Linked DNA regions of Homo sapiens: region 1 is linked to region 2. A link is a loop called in an ENCODE intact Hi-C map of the cell type or tissue named here. Cell type or tissue: MCF 10A. All regions are shown on one strand. Links, peaks and the distances in the headings refer to the core of each region. The heading gives the core; the rest is flanking DNA.

The links. A loop is a pair of places that touch in the nucleus more often than their neighbours do. Peaks named below come from ENCODE experiments on the same cell type or tissue, not always from the same donor. Only the 100,000 strongest peaks of a DNase experiment are listed, where the experiment ranks them.
Region 1: it touches region 2 in a loop (2.0-fold over the local background); 2 of 110 quality-filtered maps call a loop at or near these places.

What each region holds. Positions count from the first base shown.
Region 1 is chr2:197,967,329-197,976,936 of GRCh38, forward strand. All of the region lies in intron 1 of PLCL1 (phospholipase C like 1 (inactive)), which reads left to right. Among named protein-coding and RNA genes, the nearest start is that of PLCL1, 170 kb to the left of the region's middle. In MCF 10A, for the core only: no CTCF peak of the experiment used is centred there; a DNase peak (open chromatin) is centred at 4,883.
Region 2 is chr2:197,883,459-197,893,066 of GRCh38, forward strand. The region is part of intron 1 of PLCL1 (phospholipase C like 1 (inactive)); the gene reads left to right. Among named protein-coding and RNA genes, the nearest start is that of PLCL1, 84 kb to the left of the region's middle. RefSeq lists enhancers at 5,549-5,638, 5,899-5,948. In MCF 10A, for the core only: no CTCF peak of the experiment used is centred there; a DNase peak (open chromatin) is centred at 5,713.

The sequences.
Region 1 (9,608 bases), core at 890-8,889, 84 kb after region 2:
TGGGATTATAGGCACGTGCCACCACGCCCAGCTAATTTTTGTATTTTTAGTAGAGATGGGGTTTCACCATGTTGGCCAGGCTGTTCTCTTTCTGATCACTTATTGATAATCTTGACCTAAATTTAGAAGTAACTTGGGTATCACTAGATACATATGGGCAACTGGAATGCATTCTAAACTGAGTAATTAGAATTGAAATAATCTGCTCAAAAGTAGGAACACTGCTTTCCATTTTATATTTCTTTATTTACTTTGGGGGTTTCTTTAGTGACTCTTCCAGGACTTGTATGTGGGTTCATTATTTACTTGACAGTTAAAAAGTTGGTCAGAAAAGTTATGTCTGCCTCCTAGTCATAAATGAAAAGGTAAGAAATCCAGAGGAAAAAATTACATATTCTCTCTTAGTTTATTTTTATTATCAATAAAATGTCAGTGCCCTTTAAATGCTGAACTTTATCATGCATATGAACTTTGAATTATTTTTGTTCAGAAGAGAGAAACATGGAAAGAAATTATATGCTCCCTCATATAACTCAAAGGCCTGATCCATCAAAGCTAGAAAAGTTATTGTCATCTTGGGTGACTTTTGATTTCTCCCTTGTTCTTGTAAGGCCTACTCTCTTCCACTCACCAATATCTTCTAGTAGCTTCCCCCTGGTGATGTGTGGCTGGCTGAGTAGCTTCTTGAGAACATAGCCATTATTGAGCTTAATTGTCTTTCACTTATTATTCTAGTGACATTCTATTACCTCAAGATAACATACAAGTCTAATTTACCTAAGTGGATACTGCTTTTGTGTGTTACATTATGCTTTAGAATTTCAAGGTTCTGAAATTATTTTATGCTTTTTAGGAATCCAAAAATTAAGCTGTTTTCTGTTATTTTCTTTAATCTTCACTAGTAAATGAGATTAACATGCATGGAAATCTGGCCTTGGGAGAACTAAACCCAAGTGGTCACATAAAACCCAGGAACTATGTCAGCCTTAAAAGGCCAATCCATCATTCCTAGCAAGGTGAATGTACCACACAGAATTATCAGAGATCCCCCCTTACAAAATGGTAATAACAAAAATATTTGTCATTTTTGGGGTACTTTCTAGGTTTCCTTATAAAATGATAATAACAAAAGTATTCATCATTTTTGGGGTACTTTCTAGGTTTCCAACTCTTTAGAGATATTATTCTAAGGCAATTAACTGGGAAAATAGAAATAGTTAAAAATCACTTTCTTTGCATTGAAGGGCTTCCAGTATACCATGGTGCTAACTTAATTCTCCAGTTTTAGTTTCCATTCCTCTATAAAAAATTATTTTATCTAATCAGAATGGTCTGTTTCTCAACAAAGCAGTCTCTCAATACCAGTACAGGATGCTGATTAGGAAATTAAAATTGTTCTTCTGGAGACTATCTTTGGTTTTTCACTGAATTTCTTATTCTACTGGACGTTTTCAGAACATAGTGCAGGTATTAGTCACTGCAGATTACTCCCCTTACCCCTCTTCTGAGATCTTAGAATGTTCTGGATGATCTGATGGCTGGTTCAGAGATGGCTGTTTTATAAGTTAAGAGTAATTCATTTAAAACAGGGTCCCCAACCCCCAGACCACGGTCTGGTTAGGAACCGGGCCACACAGCAGGAGGTGAGCTACAGGTGAGTGAACACTATCGCCTGAGCAGTCCACCTCCTGTCAGATCAGTGGCAACATTAGATTTTCATAGGAGTGGTAACTATTTGTGAACTGCATATGCAAGGGATCTAGATTGTGTGTGCCTTATGAGAGTCTAATGCCTGATGATCTGAAGTGGAAGAGTTTCATCCTGAAACAACCTCCCACTCTGGTCCATGGAAAAATTATCTTCCATGAAACTAGTTCCTGGTACCAAAAAGTTTGGCGACCACTGATTTAAAAGGACAATTTACACAAAATCACCCTCAAAGTGCATGTGTGAGTCTAGCATATGTTGTAGTGTACATTTTTTATAGGGTGTGCATAGTGGCAATATGTCCTCTATAATAGAGTTGAGATATCTGCTTTCTCAAGGCTAGACTCTGAGTTAATTAGGTGGAGTGATCCTCCTGATGTGTAAGACAGTTCCAGGCAAGTGCTATTTATGCCTGCTTCTCCATTGGTGCCAGCAGTAACTTGACTCTCCCCTTAACTCCCTAAGCCTTTTATCTCTCTCTTACTGAGAGCTTTCATCACCTCCATCCTGTGTTGTAGATCTAGCTATCTACTCTTTTTCTCCCTTCTTGTTTTTCACATTGCTTGACTCATAATGTTTGCTTAATACATATGGTAATCATTGATATTGTACAGCAAATATTTCCAGCTCTCAGTCTTCTGAGCAGATGATAAGATTGTACTTTCCACCATCTTTGGCCAAATGACTCACTTTGACCAAAGAAATGTGATCAGAAGTGATGCAAATTATTTTCAGGTGAAATCATTTAATAGCCACTGCTCAACTCCTACTTTTCCTTCCTATTCACTGTGATGGTATGTAGAGATGAAGTCTGAGTCCCTGAATGACTGCAATGTCCAGAGTCTCCTGCTGACCTGCAAAGTGCATGTAGTTTAAACTAGAAATATACTTTTGATTCTTTGAGCCATTGAGATTTTGGGGTGGTTTGTATACAGCATAACCTGACTTATTCTGACAAATGCACTGGACCTGTACTTTCCAATATGATAGCCACCAGCTATATGTGGCTATTGAGCCCCTGAAGTATGGCATCTTATTTCATTTTCTGTTGCTGTAACGGAATACTCAAGACCGAGTAATTTATAGAGAAAAGAAATTTATTTCTCACATTTCTGGAGGCTGGAAAGTCCAAGAGGATGGTACCAGCATCTGATAAGGGCCTTCTTGCTATGTTATCCTATGGTGGGAGGTAAGCAGGCAAGTGAGTGTGTGTAAAAAGAGAGAGCATGGGGGCCAGGCTCACTTAATAAAAACCTAGTCTTGCAATAACAAACCCACTCCCATGACAATAGCATTAATCCATTCATGAGAGTGCAGTCCCCATGACCTAATCACCTCTTAAAGGTGCCACCTCTTAATACTGTCACAATGGCAATTAAATCTCAATGAGAGTTTTGGAGTGAACATTCAAACCATAGCATGTGGCTAGTCCAAATGGAGATATACTATAAGTGTAAAACCCATGCTGAATTTTGAAGACTTAGTATGACAAAAAGTATGTGAACTATCTCAATAATTTTTGAATATTAGTTACATGTTGAAATAATATTTTGGATATATTAGGTTAAATAAAATATAGTATTACAATTTATTTTACCTGGTGCTTTTTACTTTTAAAAAGTTACACATGGTTTGCATTATCTTTCTGTTAGATAGTGCTGCACTGAACTACAAGCTTATTGAAGACAAGAGTTGTATCCGTTTTACCTTTTTTTCCCCCACAACATCCAACAGTGTCTGGGATATGAGATATGCAACATTAATGTAGGTTTAATGAACAAACTGTGTCTCCATTTATATGTAGTTTAACATTTAACAAATAATGCCGTTCTCAACATGAAGTTTGTTTGTATTTTTGTGTTTAATAATTCCTTCTTGTAATTCCGTTAGCTAAAGAATAACTCAAATCTTTTTCAATCATCAGATAATTGAATATCATATTGTGATGTTATGTTTATGCTATAATAAGAAGGCTGGGGTTATGCCCATTAAATACTTCTCCTGATGAAATTTTTTAGCAAGGTCACTCCTTATGGCTAACATTTTCTTATCTTTGTAAAAATAACAAAGAAGTCCCTGTTTGTTCAGTCATAGTTGTGACTTTTATTTCTTTTCCAATATCTGCCACTTAGGATATTTATTAAATTAGGCCCCTTTGCATGGGGCCTTGTGCTACAAACCAAAAGGAAACAGAAAAAGAGAAATGGAGCTGCCATGAAGTCCTTCTGCAGCATCAGCTGTGGGGACTGCACATGTGAGGAAGCAGTTCTTTGGATTTTTAGATGAGTGAGACAGAAAGTAAAATAGGTGGTAAAAAGAGTCACTGAAAGGAACAACATACCTTAACAAATAAAGGGTGGGGGAAACACAAAGTACCAAATAGGCTGGAAAACATCTTAAGCACTTAATAAATTATAGCTATTGCCATGAAAGTGTACGAACCCAGAAGGAGTTATGGACGGATGCATACTAGGCTGTTCCATTGGCTAAGGAGCGGCAGGGGAGGTGACACAGGGGAAGGGGAAGATAGATACTCTCATCAAAAGACCATAGAATTAGCAAAAACTTGTCCACAAACCAACTTATATACTATTCCATGTGCATAAAATCACATATTATGTGTATGTGCATAGAAAGATATTACAACAGTGGTTACCAAACTGTAGTGATTCTTTCTCTGTATGGTGGCTGAATCTCAGGTGACTTTTACTTTCTTTGTTACACATTTTGAATTTTTCTCCAGATGAGCATGTATCATCTGTATACTCAGCAAATAATCTGATCTAGCATTTTTTCATTTATGGGTAACATCAGGACAAAGATTAAGAACCCAACCAAAAATTGTCTATATTATTTGCATTCTGTTGAATGCTAATTTTTAAAATAAAACTGTCAAATTATTATAAATATAAAAGTAATCAGAAGTATACTGCCAGTACATGCATTTTGGTTATCACAGAATATTTAAAATGTACATGTTTATAGGCCTAGTATCCTCCTCCCTGGGTTAGGCTCCAATTGATTTTCTAAATGACACAGGGAAGTAGCTGATTCAGGTCATGGTGGCATCTTATCTGAAAGTGAACATTTCTTCAGAAATAAAAAATGCTTTTGTAAGATTATAGAAGATTTGGGAATTATGCCATGAGGGCACATGCTGAGTAATATGTTTTTGAGGCAGGCTGCCAAGTTTCGTCAAAGAAAGGCAAGTACAGGGTTTGTTTTGCAATGTCTGGAAAACTTGGAACTCTAATTTCTTGGAAAATCTTTCCAAAATAAATTCAGTATGAAGGCATTCTACCTCAACAAATTACATGTAGCAAGAGGAAAGGAAAAACAAAGTGTAACAAGATGTGAGATGAGAAAAGGAGATTTTTTTTCCCCAAGAGATGCGACCTTGTTGAGTTCAATTACATGTCTGACAGCATCAGAGAAAACATCCTCGTAATGTTAATTTTACTCAAACTCCTGAGTGTGGGTAAAGTAAAGAAATTATCCTTCATCATCAGTTCACTTTTATCCATCTTTAAAAATGTACAAAATATAAGGTGTCATATATCCAAAAATATTCTGAATTGCTGGAGATCTTCAGCAAGCCGTTTACATTTTCTGGGTCCATTTTTCTCCTTTGTCTAATCTGGAGGGTTTAGATGTAAAAAGTGCTATGGTCTCTCCTAGGTTTAATTTTTTTAAGTAAAACAAATTATTATTTTTGACATATTCACATACTCTTTGATATATGTCAGCAAAATTTTTTCCTTATCAAGGTCTAATTTTTATATGGTGTGAAAAGCACTGTGGTTACTTCATAGACATGATCGAAAACTAGGACCTTCCCCATTGTCCCTTCCAGTTCTCCATACACTTTGAAGCCTTTGCATGGTTGTCAGAAGGGTTGTAGTGATTGATAAACAGGAAGAATCCAACTGACACAGGTTCTGTATCAATGAGATGGCTGTGCAGAGCAGGAGACAGCAATATTCTCCCCCTGGCAAGGATAAACTACCCTTGTCCTCAAGTCTTCTTGGAGCTGCCCTGCTGCTGGTGACTCTGCCTAATGAGGTGGGAGATCTGCTCAGGTTCTTTAAGAAACACAATCTGGGTCTTCATGAGGCGAGTCCCTACTGTTCCCAGAGGCTCTCAGCCACAGTAGTGCATGGAGGTATGAACTAAGAAGCTGTAGAAGGATACAAGTGCACTTTGCTTGGCGACTGCTTACCACCGTCTTTCCTTATGGGCTTGGGAGCTGGTGGAAACCAATTCAGCAGATTTTTGAGTGACTTTTGAATTGAAGGTGAATTCTAGGAGATCTGACTGTCCCAAGTAGGATGATACTTTAAGCCTTTCTGATGTGTTTACCATAATTCAATTGAAGAACATTTATGTATAGTTTATTCATGAATCCTACATTTATTGAGTGCCTGCCCTATGCCATTTTGGTGGGGAGAAGTATAAAAATAATAAAAAAGTATAATTTAGTACAGAATGACTAGGTACTAATTAAAATTGAGACAGACTCATAGAGGAGGTAACATTTCACTCTTAGTGAAAAGAAGAGCAAGCCATGAAAAGGTTTGATGTCAGGATATTCCAGGAGAGGGATTGGCAAGGGAATGGTGGGGAGGAGCTTCACATGTTCAGGGAAAAGGAAGAAGTCCAGTGTGGCCGGAGTACATGAGCAAAGGGGAGCATGACAGGAGTTGAGGTCAGGGAGGTGGGCAGGCGTGAGGTCAAGTGGGCCTTGCAGGCCATGGGGAAAAATTTGGATTTTATTGTAAGAGCAGTTAACCATTAGAGGGTTTAAACAAGAGAATGATAGGCCCTGATTTGTATACTCTTCTTGGTTCCTCTGGCTGCTAGGTGAAGAATGGATAGTGGAGGAGTAGAGAGAATAGGGAATTAGTTATCTAGTCATCCAACTGAGATGTGATGGTGACTCAGACAAGGTTAGTGGCAGTGGAGAAGGAGAGAAGTGTCATGGCTTTGGGATGTATTTCAGAGTAGAGCTCACAGGACTTGCTGATGGCTGCCTGTAAGAGAATAAGAAAAGGCATAAATCAAGGAGGATTCCTATGTGTTGGACTTGGAAAAACTGGGTGTATGGTAGGGCTATTTATGAGGAGGGAGAGACCTGGGGAGGAACTGGTTTGGAGACTTACCAAGAGTTCTGATTTTGCCATATTAAGTTTGGGTGGCCTAATAGATATTGAAGGAAAGATATCAGACAGGCAGCTTGAATTGCTATGGAAAGTCCTGGGCTGGAGATTTCAATTTGGGAACCATTGGCATGGATCTGATGTGAATTGTGAAAAGATAAGTAAAAGTTTAAACCAGTCCTGTAATTCATCTTGAGCATGTGCTACTTTCAGTCAGGAAAAAAAAGAAGCCCTCCTTTATGAAATGATATGGTAATTATTGCTTACTACTTAGAGTCTTTGTAGCAGTTGATTTTCAGGCAATTAGAATAACCACATCACTTTTATCTGATAATTAGAGCTAATTTGCAAGTACTGATGATAGGCTCATTCACTGAATAAACAAAATGCAGAGCACAAAGTTTGTTTCTACAGCCATATATGTGAAGTTCCTCTTCAGGTCTTTTGCACCACAGGGCTGCTGAATTAGTGCAGAGTTTAATTCAGAATTTTCACTCTTGTTCATTGCTAAGCTCATGGCTTTATTCTGTAATGGTATTGTGTACTTTGGGAAGAATGCCGTTGGGGGAAATTCTGACCCCTTCTCCCAATCTCAGCTGCGCTGTCAGAAGCTGTTTGCCCTGACAGGCCTGGGAGCTTGGAAGCTAGCTATAGTAAGAGTGATGCTTGGCCGGGCGCAGTGGCTCACGCCTGTAATCCCAGCACTTTGGGAGGCCGAGGCGGGTGGATCATGAGGTCAGGAGATCGAGACCATCCTGGCTAACAAGGTGAAACCCCGTCTCTACTAAAAATACAAAAAATTAGCCGGGCGCGGTGGCGGGCACCTGTAGTCCCAGCTACTCGGGAGGCTGAGGCAGGAGAATGGCGTGAACCCGGGAAGCGGAGCTTGCAGTGAGCCGAGATTGCGCCACTGCAGTCCGCAGTCCGGCCTGGGCGACAGAGCGAGACTCCATCTCAAAAAAAAAAAAAAAAAAAAAAAAAAAGAGTGATGCTTCACATTATTGAGTGTCCACGAAATGCTTATGACAATGCCAGTTGTTTTGCATAGATTATCTCTAAATTATATTAAAACCCCTGCAAGGTAGGTATTTTTATTTCCATTTTAATGATGAGGAAACAGAAGCTTAAGGTGACATGGCTAGTAAATTACAAAATCAGGCCTAGGGTCTGCTTGCTTCTGAAAGCATCTACAATTTTCATTCTGCCAGGCTGTTAAACTGCCAAAATTTGCCTTAGTTTATTCTTCCAGTCCTGCTTTCTCCTATCAACTCTTATGTCTTTCCAGCCAAAAACCCAATTGGCTATCATCTACATTTCTGTCTTTAAAAATCATCCCTAAGGGCCAGGCACCCCTGCAATCCCAGTACTTTGGGAGGCCTAGGTGGGAAGATTGCTTGAGGCCAGGAGTTCGAGACCAGTCTGTGCAACAGAGTGAGACCCCCCCATCTCTAAAAATACTTAAAAATTAGCTGGATGTGGTGGCACATGCCTATAGTTCCAGCTACTCAGGAGGCTGAGGCAGGAGGATTGCTTGAGCCCAGGTCATCAAGGCTGCAGTGAGCTATATTTGTGCCACTGAACTCCAGCCTGGCAGCCTGGGTAACACAGCGAGGCTCTTTTCACCCCCATCCAACAACAACAACAACGACAACAGAAAAAACAGAAAAAAGTCCCCTGAAGTATACACACCCCTACCCCGCCTCTTACGCCTCTGGTTTCTGTCTAAATATTTCAGCCCCATCCTCAAATTCATACCTTTCTTCTCCCCAACCATACCTTCCTAGTACACTCTAGGATTCTATTACTTACACAGACCTCTCATTCTTTAACTTTTCCCTTAATATTTCCCTACACTCTTGCCAAAACTCACTCTTGGCCTTATTCTAAATTACAAGTTCCTGAGCCACATTCTTCACTCGTCGTCATTTCTTTCAATTTTCTGGCTCTCAGAGTGAGGAGCAGGAGCCAGAGAATTTCCTGCTTCCCACCAGCACATCCAGTCTATTGCTTGTTCATTGCCTCTCAAGAACTTGTGTTGTGAATTCCACTCTATCCTGTGTACCACACTTCTTCCATCTTACATTCAACTCACACCTTCTGCTCACTTCTCAACCTAGAAGAGTCCACTTTTGCTGACTCTCTCTTTCTTCTATCATCTCATGGAAACTGCTAAACACTTTACCTGGTGTTCCAATCCCTGGCCTCAGAGATCTTTGGCCTGAGGACATTACGGAACTTTCCTTTCCTTTCCCTTTCCCTTCTCTTCCCTTTTTCTTTCTCAGAGTCTCACTCTGTCACCCAGGAGGGCGTGCAGTGGCATGAACTCGGCTCACTGCAACCTCTGCCTCCTGGATTCCAGTGATTCTCCTGCCTCAGCCTCCTGAGTAGCTGGGATTACAGGTGTGCACCACCATGCCTGGCTAATTTTTGTATTTTTAGTGGAGATGGGGTTCCACCATGTTGGCTGGGCTAGTCTCGAACTCCTGACCTCGTGATCCACCCACCTTGGCCTCCCAAAGTGCTGGGATTACAGGCATGAGCCACTGTGCCCGGCCAAAGAACTTTATTTCTAATTCACTCTTGCTCCTTATAGGCACAACCACACTTCAGACCTGCTTGACATTTGAAACTGCCCCTTATCTGAAATGATCTTCTCGGATGATACCCAGTTATAGTTCTGCCTCTTTGCAATCTTCTCTTGGGCTGAATCTTGGCTTTATTCTCAGTGTAACAGCTTCTTGCCTC
Region 2 (9,608 bases), core at 1,130-9,129:
AAGTACTAGTTGGATACATCAGTGTTGGCAGCTGTGGAAAACTTATTATTTTCCTACAGGGTGCATAATTAATGGGTCATGTAAGGGAAGGTCCTGACTCAGGGTTGGAGTATGTATTATACTTGCCAAAGGAGTATGACAAGAGGACTTCAGAATGAAGTTCAGCATATATTTAGTTGCAAGAGCAACTATACATATAAGTAGTATTTTAATACAATGGAAATAAACCTAGGGCTGAATTGATAGGTGAATACAGTAAAAAATGTATTGCCTTTAGAAAAGGGTAAAGGAAGTGATACTCACATGATATAAATAGTAACACTTTTAGATAGGAGATAATTCTTCCTTATATCAAGTTGAGTAGGACTATTTTGGGTATCATGTGCAGAACTTGTCCTAGATAGGATTTTGCTACTGGGAACATTTGGCTCTGGTGCCTTTTTTCTTCTCTTTGTTTTAAGTACAGAATGGTATCATATGAGAACAAAACACGAACTTTGGAGTTAGACTGCTATTAGTTCAAATCTTGTCTCTATCTTAAGTTGTTTGACTTTGGCAAGTAACTTCTCTGACACTAATTTTTTCATATTTAAAATGGGGGTTCTACCTAACTGGGATATTTAATAGATATATCAATCTATCTTTGTGTCAGGACTCAAAATAACTGTAAACACACAGTAATTTATTCCACTTAAAAGAAGTCCAGAGATAGACGGTCTAGCACCGGTACATCTGCTTCCTGAAATGACCAGCAACTTAGGCTCCATTTAAACTCTTCAATCTGCCATTCTCAGCACGAGTTCTATCCTCAAAGTGGATGTTGGAGCTCCAAGCCATCTTCCTCATTCCAGACAGCTGGAAGAAAGATGGGGCATAGGGCAAAAAGTTTAGCTCCCAGTTGAGTTCTCTCTCTTTTAGTTGTCCTAGAAGTCCTGTACAATACTTCCATTTTGTTTCTTATTGGCTAGAATTTAGCAATATAACCTCACGTAGCAACAGAAGGAGGCTGGGAAATGTAGTCTTTTAGCTGGAATAAAAATGGGGATTGGTTACTAAGGAAGAAGTGGAAAGTGATTTTGGCTGTCAGCCAGGAATCTCAGACACGATGTTCTCAACAAAACTCTTCATGGCCCCTCTCCTTAGCAAATTCTATCACTATCCACCAGATAGATAGCTCACTCTGAAAATTTGAGGTTCATTCACCAATCCTTTTTTCCCTTCATTCCCCATATGCAAATTAGCAGCAATCCCACAATTCTAAAATACATCCTGAAATCGGAACCCTCTATCACTACTATTAAATCCACAATTTAAATCACCATCATCTCTTATCTGGATTCTTTCAGTTACCTCCTGATTAATTCCCTGCTTCTTGTGTTGCTTTCCACAGATCACTGCCTGCATAGCAAACAGAATGATTTCCTAAAAAAAAAAAATTGAGACTGTATTGTTCCCTTGCTTAAAGCCCTCCAACAGCTTCCCATTGCAATAAAAATAAATGTCACCTTCTTATTTGGCCTATAAGGCCTGACGTGGTTTGGCTCCTGCCTCTGTAAACTCATCATCTACCCCTTGTCCCCAGGTTCTCATGCTCCAGCCACAGTGGCTACCTTCCTGTCCCGCGAATGTACCCAGTATATACTACCTCAGACTTTTGCTCTGGAACATTCGTTCTCATTTTTGCATGGCTAACCCTTTCTGAATTAGTCAGGGTTCTCCATAGAAAGATAATCAATTGGTTTTTTATATTTTTAAGGAGATTTTATTATGGAGAATTAGCATATGCAAATATGGAGACCACAATGTGCCATCTACAAGCTGGAGACCCAAGACAGCTGGTGGTGTAATTCAGTCTGAGTCCGAAGGCTGAGAGCCAGAGGAACTGATGGTGTGAATCCCAGTCTGAAGGCAAGGGAAGATGAAATGAGATTTCCCAGCTCAAGTGGTGAGACAAGAAACAGAGAAGGGGGGACAAATTCCTCTTTCTTCCATGTTTTGTTCTATTCAAAATGGATTGGCTGATGCCCACAGTGGGGAGGGCAATATGTTTTACCGAGTCCACTGATTCCAATGCTAATCTCATCCGGAAACCCTCACAAACACACCCAGAAACGATGTTTAATCTGGACATCCCATGCAAGGTCCCGTCAAGTTGACACAAAAATTAACCATCACACTTTCCCGCAGTTTGGGTTTCAGCTCAAACATTTTTCCCTCAGATAGGCCTTCTCTGACCATCTTTCTAACTTCATGTCCAAGACATCCTTTGTTTCGCTATCTAATTATATTTGATTCAGGGCTTGACATGTGCTTCCACCCTGCTCCTCTAAATAGACAAAAATTTTGGCCATGTGCTGAATTGACCACGGTGTGGAGGAAGACATATTCTCCTGCATCATCAGTGGGGAATGCATGCATTGGCTAAAAACCTCTTTAGAGGGCACTTGTACAGTATCCATTAGAACTAAAACTATAGCTTCATGAGGGAAAGAGACTATGGCCATAGTAGGAGTTCAGTAACTTGTTGAAAGAATGGTGAATTTGAAGATTAAATCACAGAGTATCTGATTCCAGTTCTTTTTAACTTCCTTTTTTTCTCCATAGCTTTCATCCCATATTTAAAATGTCCTCTGCTAAGATGCCAACACATATCCTTTAAAGTAAAATTCCTAGCTGGGAGCAGTGGCTCACGCCTGTAATCCCAGCATTTTGGGAGGCTGAGGCGGGCGGATCACTTGAGGTTAGGAGTTCAAGACCAGCTTGACCAATATGGTGAAACCTTGTCTCTACTAAAAATACAAAAATTAGCTGGGTGTGGTGGTACGTGCCTGTAGTCCCAGTTACTCAGGAGGCTGAGGCAGGAGAATTGCTTGAACCCGGGAGGTGGAGGTTGCAGTGAGCCGAGGTCACACCATTGCACTCCAGCCTGGGCAACAGAATGAGACTCTGTCTCAAAAAAAAAAAAAAAAAAAAAAAAAAAAAAAAAAAAAAAAAGTAAAATTCTTCAAATAGGTGCATCCCAGTTCCTGGGGGCAAGGCCTCAAAATAAACCTAGTGCATCTCCCTGGATTGTCAGTTTATTTGAAGGTTTGTGGAAAAAAAAATTATCAGATTGTCAGTTTATTTGAAGGTTTGTGGAAAAAAAAATTATCAGAAAGAGTATGGACATATTAAAAATGTGAGGGCCTTTCGATCTACTTTCTAGGTCCCTGGGGGAACAAGCTCAGTGTCTTTGACACTAAGGGCTATTTGATGAAGTTTGAAAAGCACCATTTAAAGGTCTTAGCTCTTGGGTGGATATTTGCATTTTGATAGAGAATTCTTCAATCCATCATAAAGTTTTCTTTTGAGGAATTATGCTTACTGGGTTTAGCTCGGGGCAGTAGGTGCTGGATCAATCAAAAGTCTTCCCGAAATGCTAGTGATAAAGCAATATCCAGGAAGCCTTAGGTTTTTATATTCTGTTATTCTCTTCAGTTTGCAAGCTGCTTTAACATACATTATTTTATCTAATTGGCTCCTCACATCAACCAAGTTGAGTATAGCCATGCAAAGAATTAAACACTTCAAACAATATTACATTTTAAAATAACTTAAATGTAATTCCCTAGAGACCTGCATCCTTAGTTCCATTCTCTAAAGGGGAATTTCTTGCGTATCTTTCCAGACATATTTTATTAAGCATATACCATCTCAGATCTTTGGGTGTGATCTCCATGTATATTTTTCATAGGCAAATGAGGAGTAAACTACAATATATTCTGCTTTTTAAAAAAAGCATACTGTTTTACATTGGAGTGTAGTGTTTTATTGTATGAAGTACCCCAAATTCAGTTAATTCTGAGGGAGGGGAGACATTTGAGTTGTCTTCAGTATTTTGCTGTAATAGCTGATGCTCTTAGGAACATCTTTTACAAGATGATCATTTTTTTCTTTGCTCACATAAATAAAATAAATAACAAATTCCAAGGAGAGGAATTGCTGTGTTTAAGGCTGTGTTTAGTTCTGCTAAATATTGTAAAATCGCCCTCAAAAAACTTTTAACACATGCACTCCCCACTGATGGTATATGAGAGTAACTTTTTCCTATACCATGGTCAATTCGGTATATGAAAAATTTTGATCTTATTTTAAAATATTGTTGATTTGTATAAATTTCAGAGGTACAAGCACAGTTATGTTACATGAATATATTGGTAATCGTGAAATCTGGGCTTTTAGTGTAGCCATCACCCATACTTTGTACCCATTAAGTAATTTCTCATGCCTCATTCCCTCCCACCATTCCGAGTCTCCAGTGTCTATTATTTCATACTCTATGTACAAGCACATGAACAATTTAAAAAGTTTTGTTAATAAGATAGGGAAAAGGCCTGGCTCAGTTGCTCATGCCTGTAATTCCAGCACTTTGGGAGGCTGAGGATCACTTGAGCTCAGGAGTTCGAGACCAGCCTGGGCAACATAGTGAGACCCTGTCTCTACCAAAAATTAAGTGCGGTGGTGTGTGGCTCTGGTCCCAGGTACTTGGGAGGCTGAAGTAGGGGGATTGTTTGAGCCTGGAAGGTTGAAGCTGCAGTGAGCTGTGATTGTGCCACTGGACTCTAGCCTGGGCGACAGTGAGACACTGTCTGAAAAAAAAAAAGGAAAAAATCTTATTTTTACTAGCGGTCATTTAATTGAGATTGAGCATTTTCCCCCCAAGTGTTTCAAAGCTATTAGCAATAATTTTTTTTGTGTGTAAACTCTCTGGTTGTATTTCTCACCTAACTTCATTGAATTGTTGGTCTTTTTCTTTTCTTTTTTTTAATTTGTAAAGATTCCTCATATGTTAAAGATAGGTAATTAACCCTTTCTGCCATATGTGTTTCAAATATTTGTTCCCAGTTAATTGTTATGGTGTTTATGAGCAACCGTCTACATTAAATTAGGTGAAAGTGGGCTTCATTAGAAACATTAAGGGCTTATGAACTGGCAGAACAGCATGGAGAGAGAGCAAGAAATTGAGAGAAAAGGTCAGAGGTTGAGTCATGGAGCTGGGGCTTTCTAGCTTTATGATCCTGGACAATCACTTAATGTCAGGAGACCTCAGTTTCCTCAACTATAGAGTGAGGATAATTACAATACTTCCTCATAGAGTCATAAAGATTTAGTGACATCATGCATGTTAAAGTGCTCTATACATAAGACTAAGTGAATATTAGTTTTTATTACTGAACTATCTTGCATATTGGAATACAATACTTCAGGAAATAGAAATTTCTGTCTTCAATTATTTTTTGAAAGACAAAACTAATTTTTATATTTCAGATGTTTTTCTGCTGTTAGCATATCTCATGATTCCTGCTGATTCCATAATTAAGGAAGACAAATTTCTTTCTAATATTGGAATTAGAAATAAAAGATATGATTATTAAATGCTAATGAGTAATAAAGGATTATATGATACTAGTATTGAAAAGTAAATTAATTATATTAAAATGATAAGGCTAAATCTTATTTCCTTTTTCAAAATGTCAGTGGAAAAATTTGCTAAAATGCAGTTCTTTTATTTGCAGTTTTTTTAGATCATAAAAATAGAATGTTTTCAGTTTTGTATATGTGTAAAGTGAATGTGTAGAATTAGAGCTTTAAAAATTTTTGATCTGGAAACAACCTAGACATCATCTAGCCCCGGGCTTGTTTTTACAGATGAGGAAGTGAGAAATTCCGAGAAGCATAGTGACTAGTGAGTCATGTGGCCATTGCAGAACAAAAGGGAAGAAATTTTCTGTCTCCTGTCTCCCAGTGTAGGGCCCCTTTCACTGTCCTATGTCATTTGGATGCATAGGTTGCATTTCTGCTACATGTTTGGGGTTTATGACACTAGCTATACTCCTTAAACTTGTTAAATGAACAGCCATGGTTTTCTAGCCTAGAGGGAAATAAGTTGTACTCAAACTCTGCTCTTTTGGAGATATGATTTTGAGCTGCTTTAACCAAAAAAAAACAGGCTTTAAAAGCTCTTCCTATACTTCTGCTTACACTGAGTTTTAATATTCTGTCAAACATTTTAAACTTTTTTCTCCGATTTACTTCAGGTTTTCATAGAGTAAGGACATTTTAGAAGAACCCAAGAAGCAAATATGTTCAAGTTTTTAGGCTACACCAACACACATTTTTTCTGTTGATATTCAAGCATAATATATATTTAAAGCATTCAAAGTTGATCCAAACTATAATAAAATCCTAGCATGGCTAGCAAATTTATTTCAGTTTTTTTTTCTTGCAAATCTTAGTTTTGTTTGTGTTTTAGGCTAAATGTTAAAATTAAGGAAATAAATACCAATAAATTGACATGTTCTTCCTGTGGTTGGTGTGATTTTAATTTTAATTTATTTTTCTTTAAGCTATCTTGAGTTCATGTAAAATATTAATTGAAATGAAAGTTGCTTGTAGGTTTCTTATATAGTATAAGAAAAAAGACTAGAGATATCCCTCCACCTCCCCATTCATCTTTCTTATAGCAGAAGCAGTGCCCCAATTTGGTGATAGTAAGAGAAGGTCATTGACATCAGCTTGCATACGCAGCTTTGGTATCATGCTAAATAGAATAAGACAGTATTTAATAAATTCATCTTGGACAGTGAACACTTTGAAAGGTGAGAGAAGAGCCAACAGGGAAGGTGAAATGAGTTTGGAAGCTGATTTTCACAACTGAAAAAATTGACAACAGATAGTTTCTTTATGCTGAAACTAATTGGTATTGTCAAAATTGAGCTATATCATTTCCACTGGAAGCCACAGTTCTTATTAGAAAAGTGTTATGAGATAAGATATTTAAGGCTATTTAAATATTCGTATGAATCCCAGACAGTAGGAGGAACAGTTGTGAGAGCCAGTTGCTAAGGACAACCCATTTCCTACTTTCTTCTTCTCCCTCTTAGCAGCAACACCAACCTTTGGATCACTGCCAACCTTTGGAAATCCCTGTCCTTGGAAGGAGAATAAATGAAGCCATCATTTACTGTAACAGCATTTATTCCCTAAGCATTTAAAATGGGAAAAGCTTTAAAATGTAAAAAAGATATACATGCTTATTATACAAAATTCAAATTAAGAAATAAAGAAGAGAATAAATGTTATTCATAAACCTACCACCCAGAGATAACCACCGTTAACATTTTGGTGTATATTCTCCAGGATCATTATAGACTTATGCTGCAATTGGCTTTTTTATTTTTTTGCTATATATATATATATATATACACACACACATATACGTATATATGCATATGTACGTATATATGTATACGTATGTATATATACATATATACACATATATATGTATATATGTATATATATATTTGCTATATATGTGTATATATACATATATGCATATATATATGCACGCATATATATGTGTATATATACATATATGCATATATATATGCACGCATATATATGTGTATCTATATATCCTGGGTATCCTTCCAATCAATAAATAATCAATGTCATTTTTAATGAATGCATATTCCACTGGATGGTTGTACTGTAATTAATTTAGGTAGATTCCAAAGGATAGAGTTTTAGGTTGCTTCAAAAGTTTTTTTTTTTTACTTAGTATAAGTAATGCTATAGTAAATCAGCAACTATTGAACACCTACTCTGTCAAGGATGTGCTAGGTGTTGGAGATACAGAGATACATAGCATGCATCTCCTACATTTAGGTACTGAAAGAGGAAACAGGCATGGAAACATGTAATTGCAATACTGTGTGAGGTGGACAACAACAGAGCCACATATAGGCCCATGTTCACACTAAGGATGGAGTGACCCCTTCTGTGTGGTTACACTGAGAAATTTGACCAAGGATGAGACAGTCTTAAAGCATAAGCAGTTGTTTCCCAAGAATCACCTGGGAGAGTGATTAAGATTGCTCCATCCCAGTTCTGTCTCCCAGAGAGCATGATTCAGAAGGTCAAGGGTGGGGCCTCAGGTGGTCCTGTTGTTGCAGGTGACCTGCTCTTGACACTTTGAGAAACAGACATTGGGCGTGTGAAGGGGCTAAGGTGGAATTGGAAAGGGGATTATTGCCAGATACTGGAGGAGCTTGACTGTCATACTGAGGGCTTTAGATTTTTTTTTTTTTTTTGATAGGTGAAGTCATTGAAGGTTTTGAATGTCATGATTAGAACTGTGTTTGAGATAAGCTAATCTGACAGGGAGAGTATTATGGAAATGTTTTCCCAGCTTCTTGTGCAGAGGTAATACATTTTTGTTTTGCTGGTTATTTTTATCAACAATAAATCAAACTAAGTGCTGGCCGGGCAGTGTTCAGTGCTTCCCAAACTTGAATGTGCTTATGAATTACCTGGAATCTTGTGAAAATATACATTCCTACTTGATAGTTCAGGGTTAGGATCTGAGATTCTGCCTTTCTAACAAGCTCCTAAATGATGTTGAGGGCCCTAATCTGTGCACTACACAGGAGTAGATGTGCCAAAGGAGGGTTTTTGATTAAATGAGAATTTCCACTTTATTCTTTACACGTGAGTGTGCTTTATGATCTTAAGACTTCAGGAAGCTCACTTTGCGATCTGTTATGGTAATATCCCTAACAAAGTTCTACTTCCGTTGACCCCTTTCTCTGTGCAAATAACATCCTGTTTACTCACGATTTACTATGTGAAAGCTTCAATGCAGAGCCAACCAATACATACATAACTCAGAGCCAATTTTCTAGTTAAGTCTTAAGTGTTTTCATAAAACTGAAAAATGCGGCTGGGTGCGGTGGCAGGTAAGGGAATAGGTGGAGAGAAAGGGAAGGGCCTAGGGAGGAGAACGTGAGAACTCCAAAGGAAACAGTAATGCTGTGCTTCCTAAACTGACTGTCTGATCCTAACTGACTGTCTGATTCCTAAACTGAGTGTCTGATCCTAAATTGAATGCCTGGTTTGGAGTCCAGTGTGTTTTCATCTCAGCATGCAAATTTAAACCCAAAGAAAGTTAGGTGCTTAAATGCTCTAGGGTAGCTGGGCTTTAAGTGGCTACTTATCATAGTGTTTATTTGAATGTTAGAGAAATAGCTTCAAGCAACAGAAGGCTTGACTTAGAGTGGTTTAAACAAATAGGGATTTAATGTTTTTGTATAATTAGAAGCTGGCGGTAGACAGATGTTTGTTTTGTTGTTCTTCTTTGTACCTTTGTACCTTTCACATATCTAATGAGTATTTATGTAATTAATAACTAAAACAATGTTTAAAGATTGTTTTTGGACCAGGTATGGTGGCTCACACCTGTAATCCCAGCACTTTGGGAGGCTGAGGTGGGCGGATCACGAGGTCAGGAGTTCGAGATCAGCCTGATCAACATGGTGAAACCCTGTCTCTACTAAAAATACAAAAATTAGCTGGGTGTGTGGTGGCACGCGCCTGTAGTCCCAGCTACTCAGGAGGCTGAGGCAGGAGAATCGCTTGAACCCGGGAGGGGAAGGTTGGAGTGAGCTGAGATCGCGCCACTGCACTCCAGCCTGGGCAAGAGACCATCTCAAAACAAAACAAAAAACAACAAAAAAACCTGAAAAACGCTTTTGAGTAGGAGGAACTTTCACAGAATAAGAGGTTTGAAG